Linked DNA regions of Mus musculus: region 1 is linked to region 2. A link is a loop called in an ENCODE intact Hi-C map of the cell type or tissue named here. Cell type or tissue: left cerebral cortex. All regions are shown on one strand.

Region 1 (4,000 bases), 54 kb after region 2:
ATCCGGCTGACAGCCTGAACAGAGGGAGAGAGAGATCCCACAGGTCAGACTAGGACAGGTGATGAGCCCCACCTGCTTCCGACTTGGCTGCTCATTCCCAGCTCCTTATCCATACTTACCTTTCATACACCTTGACACTCACGGGCTTGTTTGTGTTCTACCTGCAAACACACCAACAGGCGCTGGCAACTCAGTATCTGCTATCCTAGGCACACCCCAGCACTCAAACCACCTAACCACACACATAAACCCTCACCGTACAACTCCGTGCACGCATACCCACAACAGTACAGACAGGGGAATTTGATTACCCAGGACTGTACCTCGGCACCAAACCACTTTTATCCACAGGCTCCACCTGTGGCCCAGGGACCAGCAACATCACAGGACAGAATCCTCAACACAGGACACATGGTTTAGAGAATGGATCACTTACTGAGTGCCCATCACGTAAGGAATTCTTTATACTATGACTTCATTTAGTCCTTCCGAGGGCCATGAAGGGAAGTCACTTAGACCCATGGCCAGTTTGAGCACTCAGGTCCCAACAGCAAGCAGGCCTAGCCAACTAGGACCAGGCTGAGAAGGAGCCTTCAGCACTCAAGAGTGCCCTCCACCCAAAAAGGAGAGATGTTTAAACAGGTCCTTCCCACTGGAACAAGGGGCAAGAGCATACCCCGTGGGGCAAGCAATAGAGAGCCCCTCACCTAAGATTTCAGGCTAGCTAGCTAGCTCTGGAGCCTGATTAGCAAAGCTAGTTCTGATTCCTGAAATGGGGTACACTTGGACCCTAGAGGAGTAAAGTTCATACACTGGCAGAGGTGGTGGGGGCTGGGGGTGCCCTTGCTCGAACCAGGTCTCCCCTGTAGTTCCAAAAGGTCAAAAAATACTTCTGGCCATGCTCCTGAGAGCAGAATATCTCAAACAGTCACAAAATCACATAGACTGCTTTAGTACCAGCAGTCGGCATCCACACTCAAGGGACACACAGAGACCTACATATAGAGCTAGACACACTTGGGGTGACAGTAACATACGGAGCCACATATATCAACAAACCGCGGCTCGGACTTATACAAGCGTAGCCATACACCCAGACCCACGTGCAAGTATTCCCAACCCCTCCCTCCAGGGCAGGGGCTCTGGGTCAGGCTAGCCACCAAACTGAGGGGTGCGTCTGGGCGGGGCTGGGAGGCTGAACACGTGGCACCTCGGGACGGGGGAGGCAGTAGGACAGGTGGGTGTGGAGCCCTGGGGAGGGGTGCATGCAGTGGGGGATGTGGAAGTGGGGCCGGGGCCGAGCGCCTCTGCGAGACACAAGGCCGGGGCGAGCGAGGACAATGAGGGAGGCCGGATGGGGGCGGACGCCGGAGCCCAGGAGGCTAGCGGGATGGGGGTAGGGTGGGGTGCAGCCAGGCCGGGGGCAGCGCCGGTGCCTCGCTCACCGGGTCCTGGGCTGGGATCTGTGACGGCGCGCGGGCGGCCCCCTAGCCGGGCCGGGTCTGGAATGTCGGGGCCCTGGGTGGGGGGCCGCGCGCGCCCTCCTCTCTCGCAGCGCTCGGGGCTCAGCAGGGGGCGCCGCTCCAGCTCGGGTAGGGATCCCGGCTCCAGCAGCTGTGGACGGCTCTGTCCCCCATGGCCCGGCCCCACCGCCCGGTCAGCGGTCCCCGAGGCTCCGGGGCCACCTCCCGCCGCCGCCGCGGGCCATGGAGCCGAGCCGCCCCGGGAGGCAGGGCGGGGCCCGGCAGACCCACGGACCGGCGGACCGACGGACCACTGCGCTGCCGCCTCCCTCCCGCGCTACGGCTCCTCGGAGGGGCAGGCCAGGCCGGCGCGCCCGCGCGCGCGCCCCCGCGGCCCCCGCCTCCAGTGCGCCCGCACGCGCCGCGCGCCGCTCCGCCGCCCGCCCCTGCCGTTGGCCCTGCGCGGCCCAGCCAGCGGGGAGGTGCGTTTGCGGATGCCTGAGACCCAGGAAGGACGCAGGAATCCATCAGGTTCCTCCATCAGCTTGCTTTAGGGATGGGAAGAGACCAGGAGCCGGATGGCTAAGGCCCTTCAGGTATTTGGGACGGGGTCTGGATAGTGGGCAATTCAGAGGGTTAGGGCCTTGCCAACTCTTTCCTGGGAGCATGAGTCAAGGTCAGCCAACCAGGGCTGCCTGCTGGGTAAGACCCCTAAAGGTGTTGACTGAAAAGGACTTATTAGGTAAAAGCAGGTTGGGTAAGATTTAGGGTGGTGTTGGAATCAAGAATTGTATAGGAATAGGCGGAGCTGAACAAGGCCCTAGGAACTAAGACCATAGAAGAGGTTTCTGGAAGGGTTAGGTGTTCATACTGGACTATCAAATGTAAAACACTGTTCTCCAGGAAAATCCAGGTGCGGGGAGTTTCAGGAGTATAGCGACAGAGAGGAGAATTAGCTGTAGTGAGTTTGGGTCTAGTGCACAGGGGTCCAAAGACATAGGGCTAGGAGGATCTCAGAGCCCAGACTCTTCAATGAAGAGGTGCCAGCATTACAGCCAGCCTAGCACCCTGATCTGCCACCCAGGAGCCAGCAAGGTCCAGAGCAGAGATGATGTGTAGACAGAAAGTTACAGGAGGTTGGAGTGAGTGAACAGGTCCTCCCCTTCCTTTGTGAAAGGTGTCGCAAGGGGCCAACAGAAGCCTCACTGACTGGGACAAATACCAAGTTTATTTCACAAACACTAGGAAGATGGGCTGGATGGGGGTTGAGGGGGGCACAGGTGCACAGCTGTACACAGTCACCATCAGCAGCCCACTCCCCACACTGGGGTTCAGTCTGGACTGCAATGCCTCCAGAGTCAACAGGCAGCAAGAGGTGAGTGCAGGGGAGACCCTGAACACCAAGCCCCAGAAAGGCTGAGGGACACAGCTCCAGCTGTCCCAGGAAAACCAGCAATAAATAACAGTAGGGCACGGCCCCACCCATACAGGTCATCTAGTCACCCATCTTCACTCTGGAGGTCTGCAAAGGAAAAACAGGACAAATCAGGCAGGGACAGTGACCAGTGACAAGACCAGAACCAGCAGGCCAGTGGGTGGACAGACGGACAGACACACTATGACAGACAAACAGACATGGACAGTAACAAAGGAGCTCAGCTGTACAACAGAGAAGACAAGTCCCATGGACAGTGTTAGTGTCGCCAAGAGTCAGCCCAGTCAAGCACCCAAGTCACAAACTCACACACTGGAAAATATGAATTTAGACATGCTAGTCTACTGACAAGTGTGTCATACATACAGAACACAGACCCTGAGAGACAGAAACTCCACAAAGACATTTTCAGAGGCAGCCGAGGAAAGAGATGCTAATGGAGAGACTTAGGAAAGATGCGTGCATCTAGAGCAGGAGACAAAGGGGGACCAAGAGATGGGAAGGGGAAAAAAGGGAGGCACTTCTGTTCCTCTCTAGGGGGACTCGCACCTGAAGGATTGCAACAATGACCCCAAAGAGGCCAATGGCACTGCCAAAGATCTCCACGATGAGAATTTTTACAAAGAGGCTGGGGTTCTGTGCATCCGCCAGGGCGGCCCCACTGCCCACGATGCCCACGCAGACTCCACAGAACAGGTTGGACAGACCGACTGTGAGGCCAGCCCCAAACATGGAGTAACCTGGAGGATAAGAAGTAGCTCGTGAGGTGGAGGCAAGCAGGAGAGGAATGGTCCAGTGTGGGCTAGCAGGGCCAGTCCCACCCCAACTCTGCAGAGCTGAGACTCTCAGCTATGGAGCCAGGAAGCAGGAGTAAGTGTGTAAGGCCCAGGTGTGTACGTGTGGTAGAAGCAAGTGTGTAAGGCCCAGGCGTGTATGTGTGGTAGGGTGTCTGTCTCACTATGTCATTATGTAGTGCTGGCTGGCCTCTTAACTCACTTGGTGCTACCCCCGTCCCAGGACTGGGGTTAAAGGCCCAGAGCACCATGCCGAGTGAGCTCTATGTTACCCACTTACCTGCATGGTAGTTTCGATGGCCAATGGC
Region 2 (4,000 bases):
TAGAAGACCCAGATTTGATTCCCAGTCACTGCATGGTGGCTTCCAACCACTCATAACCCCAGATCCAGGGATCTGATGCTCTCTTCCGACTGCTGTAGTCACCTCCATGCACACACATAGGTAAAACATGCATACACATAAAAAATCAGGACATCTCCAAACAAACCTAGCCCTCAGTCCCTGTTTTTTTGGGAAAAAAAAAAATCCAATGCATAGTTCCTAGTCAGTTGCCAAGTTCCTTGACCCCTATTTACATGCCAGGATTTCTACTCATTGTCACTCTGGTGTCCTCAGTGAAAATATCAGCAAGTCAAAGTGACAGCTAATGATTTGTTGTTAGCAAATAGCTTTTGCCTGTGGATGCCCTGAAAGGATCTTTGCACTTGATCAGTTAACATCTCAGAATTGCTCAAGTTAAAGAATGACAACAGCTAACCCAGGCATGGCGGTGTATACCTATGACCCCTGCAATAAGACGACAACCTCAGCACTGCAATCCCAGTCTGAGAAGGAAGGCGCAGTGTGAATTTGAGGCCAGCCTGGGTTTACATAGTCAGCTGCAGCCTCAGCCTAGATAATAAAAGAACACAATAGCCACATTTACTTTTTTGTTTGTTTTGGTTTTTGGTTTGTTCGTTTTGTTTTGTTTTGTTTTGTTTTGAGACAGGGTTTCTCTGTATAGTCCTGGATGTCCTGGAAATCACTCTGTAGATCAGGCTGGCCTCGAACTCAGAAATCTGCCTGCCTCTGCCTCCCAAGTGCTGGGGCTAAAGGAGTGCACCACCACCACCTGGCTCCATATTTACTTTAATGTGTGTGTGTGTGTGTGTGTGTGTGTGTGTGCACGCGCGCGCATGCATGCTCAGGTGAGAGGATAAGCTTAGATACTGGTCCTCCCCTTCACCTTGCTCCAGGCAGGATCTCCTTTTTATCATTGCACTTCATGCTCCAGGGTAGCTGGCCTGCTTCTGTGGATTCATTCTCCTGTCTCTGCCTCCCATAAGCATGCTGGTATTACAGACCTTCATTTACTGCTTTGGGCATCCACAGAGGTTCGGAATTCACCTCGTCAGGCTAGTGCTGCAAGCACCAAGCACTTTCACCTGCCCAGCTGGTTCTCTGGCCCATTTTCTTTTTAAAGGACTCAAAAAAAAAAAAAAAAAAAAAAAAAGCTATCACTCCAAGGCATGTAAAATGCTTTCATAAATATCTCATGGAAAAAAATGAAGACCAACTCCATCTGTGGTACTATTTGCTTTACTTCCTCAAAAAATAAAAGTCGGGGGAGGAGAGGAGGAGAATTCGGCCCCCAGGGACTGTATCAGGCATGTGAAGCGCCATCCATCATGTATGTCATGGTGAGTGACACAGTCCTGGGACTCAAAGCCTAGTGGTGCTGGGAACGCAGGGCCCTCCGCCCTTCTCTCTTCCCACAACTCCACTAGCTGCAGAATGTCCATAATACAGTCACACAGTAATGTTCTCTTTTGGTTTTTGGTTTGTTCGTTTTGTTTTGTTTTGTTTTGAGACAGGGTTGCTCTGTATAACTCTGTATAGTTCTCTGTCTGTCTGTCTGTGTCTCTACCTTTGTCTGTCTGCCTCTCTCACACACTCACTGCTGTAGCTACTCTCACACATCATAAGTCACAAGCTGAACCATGTGTATGTTACAGCTACACAGTCACATAAAAGCCATAGAAAAGTCCCAACAGCCAACAGCCAACCTCAATGTGTCCAAACCAATTCTTACTGATTCATAGTCACAGACAGACAGCCTCAACTTCACTCATGACCCTCAGAGACCAGCATGGCCCCTATGTTAAACATGGTCTGCCTCAGGTGCCCATGTTCACACACACTCTAAGCAGTCTGTACATACTCTGATAGCATAGACTTTGGACACATGCCAGCCCGGGCTCAAGTTCAATCTTTACCACTGATTACTTGTATAGTTATTTAACCTGTATGTCCTTAGCGCTAGAAAATGGAGATTACTTTTACTTTACAAATTTGATGTGAAGATAACAAAACAACCAGGCAAATGATAGTATGGTAATACTGTCTGACCCAGGGTGACCTGAGGAGTCACGGTAACTGCCATGTGTGGCTCTTGTCGCCAGAGGGCACCAGGGCTCCAAGGTGTCTGTGGAATTTGTTGGAAGTAAATGTCCCAGGAAGGCTGGGATTCCTGGCGTGTGGGGATATGTGCAGACTAGGGAGGTGTACAGGTGTATCGAGGCTGGGAAGGGTCTGGGAAACCCAGCTAGGGCCCCTGTGTGATTCTGGGCATGCAGGGCGTACTCCAGGAGAAGACCCTGACTGGGAGGGAGCATGCACAGTTCCCACACACGAGGCTCCCTTCTCCCACTCCCCCACTGGGCAAATCCTTTAATCCCACACAATGTCGGGCTTCCGCCATTGCTCCTGGCACAGAGGAATCCCAGAGACATGGGTTCCAAGTCTCAGTAGTTGAGGACCTGGGGAGGCCAACGCTGGGAAGCAGGACTCTGAGCACCAATCCACACGGCTCACAGAGACAGCCTTCCTTCCCTTTCCTGGGTTGCGCCAGAACTTCCTGACCCTGCTGTCTTTCCTGGTACGGAGCCAGCCCCAGCTGGCCTTTCCCCTCTTCCAGCCGGCTCCACACCTGCTCCCCGGGGCCAGGCCCTGGTAAGAGGCTTATCAGACATGTGTCTGGGACAGATAAGGCACACACCCCCTGTACCCCACATGCCTTATCCAGCCCTGCCTTCTCAGCTGCTTGGCCTTGTAGAAAGGCTTGCCAGCAGAAGGAACCCCACCCACCTAGGCAACAGGCCACCCTGTCCCCAGCCCTCCCTCGAGGGCTCTCTTCCCAGCAACCTCATTCCCTGTGATGTCATCACTTGGGGGGAAGCTTGGTCCATCATTCATGTCCAAGAGAAGCTGGGAAAGTGGGATCAGAAAGAAGTGCTCCCCAGGCACCAGGTCAGCAGCTGGATTGGGAGCAGGGGGCGGTGTCACAGGATCCTCCCCCAGGGTAGAGCTATTTTGGTGTTGGCTGCTTCACACATAACCATTCCTCTTCCTGTCCTCCCCATCCATAGAGGCTCTGGGTTCATTGGGAACAGCAACAGTGGGAAGAATTTATCCCACCATAGGGAAGCACTGGGTAACCAGCCTCAGGTCTGGAGCCAGCCCTGCCCTCCTCAGGGAGACTCGATATTTGGGAATCCCAGGGACCTTCCATCCCATTCCTTGGAACAGCACTGTGGAGGGAAGGATCATTGGAATGGCCAGTCTGATGAACATAGCACCTTAGCATAGCCTGCTGGTGACACACATTGACTTGTGGATACCGCTCCTGGTGACATAACAGCACGGTATCTATGGCATGCCCATGAGCTCAGTATCACTGCCATGTTCTTGGCTACACATGGACCCCAGACGGCCTTGTATTGGACTATACACCAACACTCCAACAAGGATACACATCGAGAACCCCATGTGTGGACGGGGGAGACCCCTCTTTCTCGGAGCCACGTTCTCAGAGAGTGACATAATTCTCAGCACACGGTGGACACTCAGAAATATTTGGTTAAGTGCTCGCTAAATTTTACAGGTCCTGAGGAAAAGCCATTCTAACTGCGGCCCCTCTCCAGGCCTAGGTGGGAGCATGGAGGGTTGGGTGGGGGACATCTCCACTTTTGTCACTGCTACCTCCAGCTCACTTCAATCATGGCTACTCCTCGGCTTATACCAGTCACAGAGAGCCACCTCTCCTCTTCTCTGGTGACCTATGCCAATGGTGTTCTGCAAGTTGGATGCCAAGAATGTTTAGACATCGTATACTTGTTCAGCATCATGAGTACAGACTTTTGAGTCCTCCACAGTGCTGGGAATGCTGGCTTCCTTGGCATTGTAAGGCTCTGTTAAAGGCATTTAAGAATCTAGGCATTGACTGCTCTGGAGACTTGGAAGGCTACCTGGACAGGGCCAAGGTTGATGCTTCCTGTTTGCC

Evidence for each region. Peaks named below come from ENCODE experiments on the same cell type or tissue, not always from the same donor. Only the 100,000 strongest peaks of a DNase experiment are listed, where the experiment ranks them.
Region 1: a loop joins it to region 2, with 2.6 times the contacts of the local background. A loop is called at or near these places in 3 of 42 quality-filtered maps.

Annotation. Positions count from the first base shown.
Region 1 is chr4:117,881,657-117,885,656 of GRCm38, forward strand. It overlaps B4galt2 (UDP-Gal:betaGlcNAc beta 1,4- galactosyltransferase, polypeptide 2), which reads right to left and starts at 1,820. Exons shown (of 8, transcript NM_017377.5): 1 at 1,446-1,820; 2 at 120-161; 3 at 1-14. Atp6v0b (ATPase, H+ transporting, lysosomal V0 subunit B) reads right to left here. Exons shown (of 8, transcript NM_033617.3): 6 at 3,973-4,000; 7 at 3,448-3,638; 8 at 2,674-2,985. The coding sequence ends at 2,959. It overlaps Gm12841 (predicted gene 12841), which reads left to right and starts at 1,894. Exons shown (of 4, transcript NR_168719.1): 1 at 1,894-2,059. In left cerebral cortex, a CTCF peak has its summit at 1,570 (motif pointing right); DNase peaks (open chromatin) are centred at 1,056, 1,192, 1,807, 2,417 and 3 more places; H3K4me3 peaks cover 2,134 bases; H3K27ac peaks cover 1,708 bases.
Region 2 is chr4:117,827,583-117,831,582 of GRCm38, forward strand. No RefSeq gene overlaps it. Among named protein-coding and RNA genes, the nearest start is that of Slc6a9, 5.7 kb to the right of the region's middle. In left cerebral cortex, a CTCF peak has its summit at 2,107 (motif pointing right); DNase peaks (open chromatin) are centred at 1,099, 1,274, 2,118 and 2,484.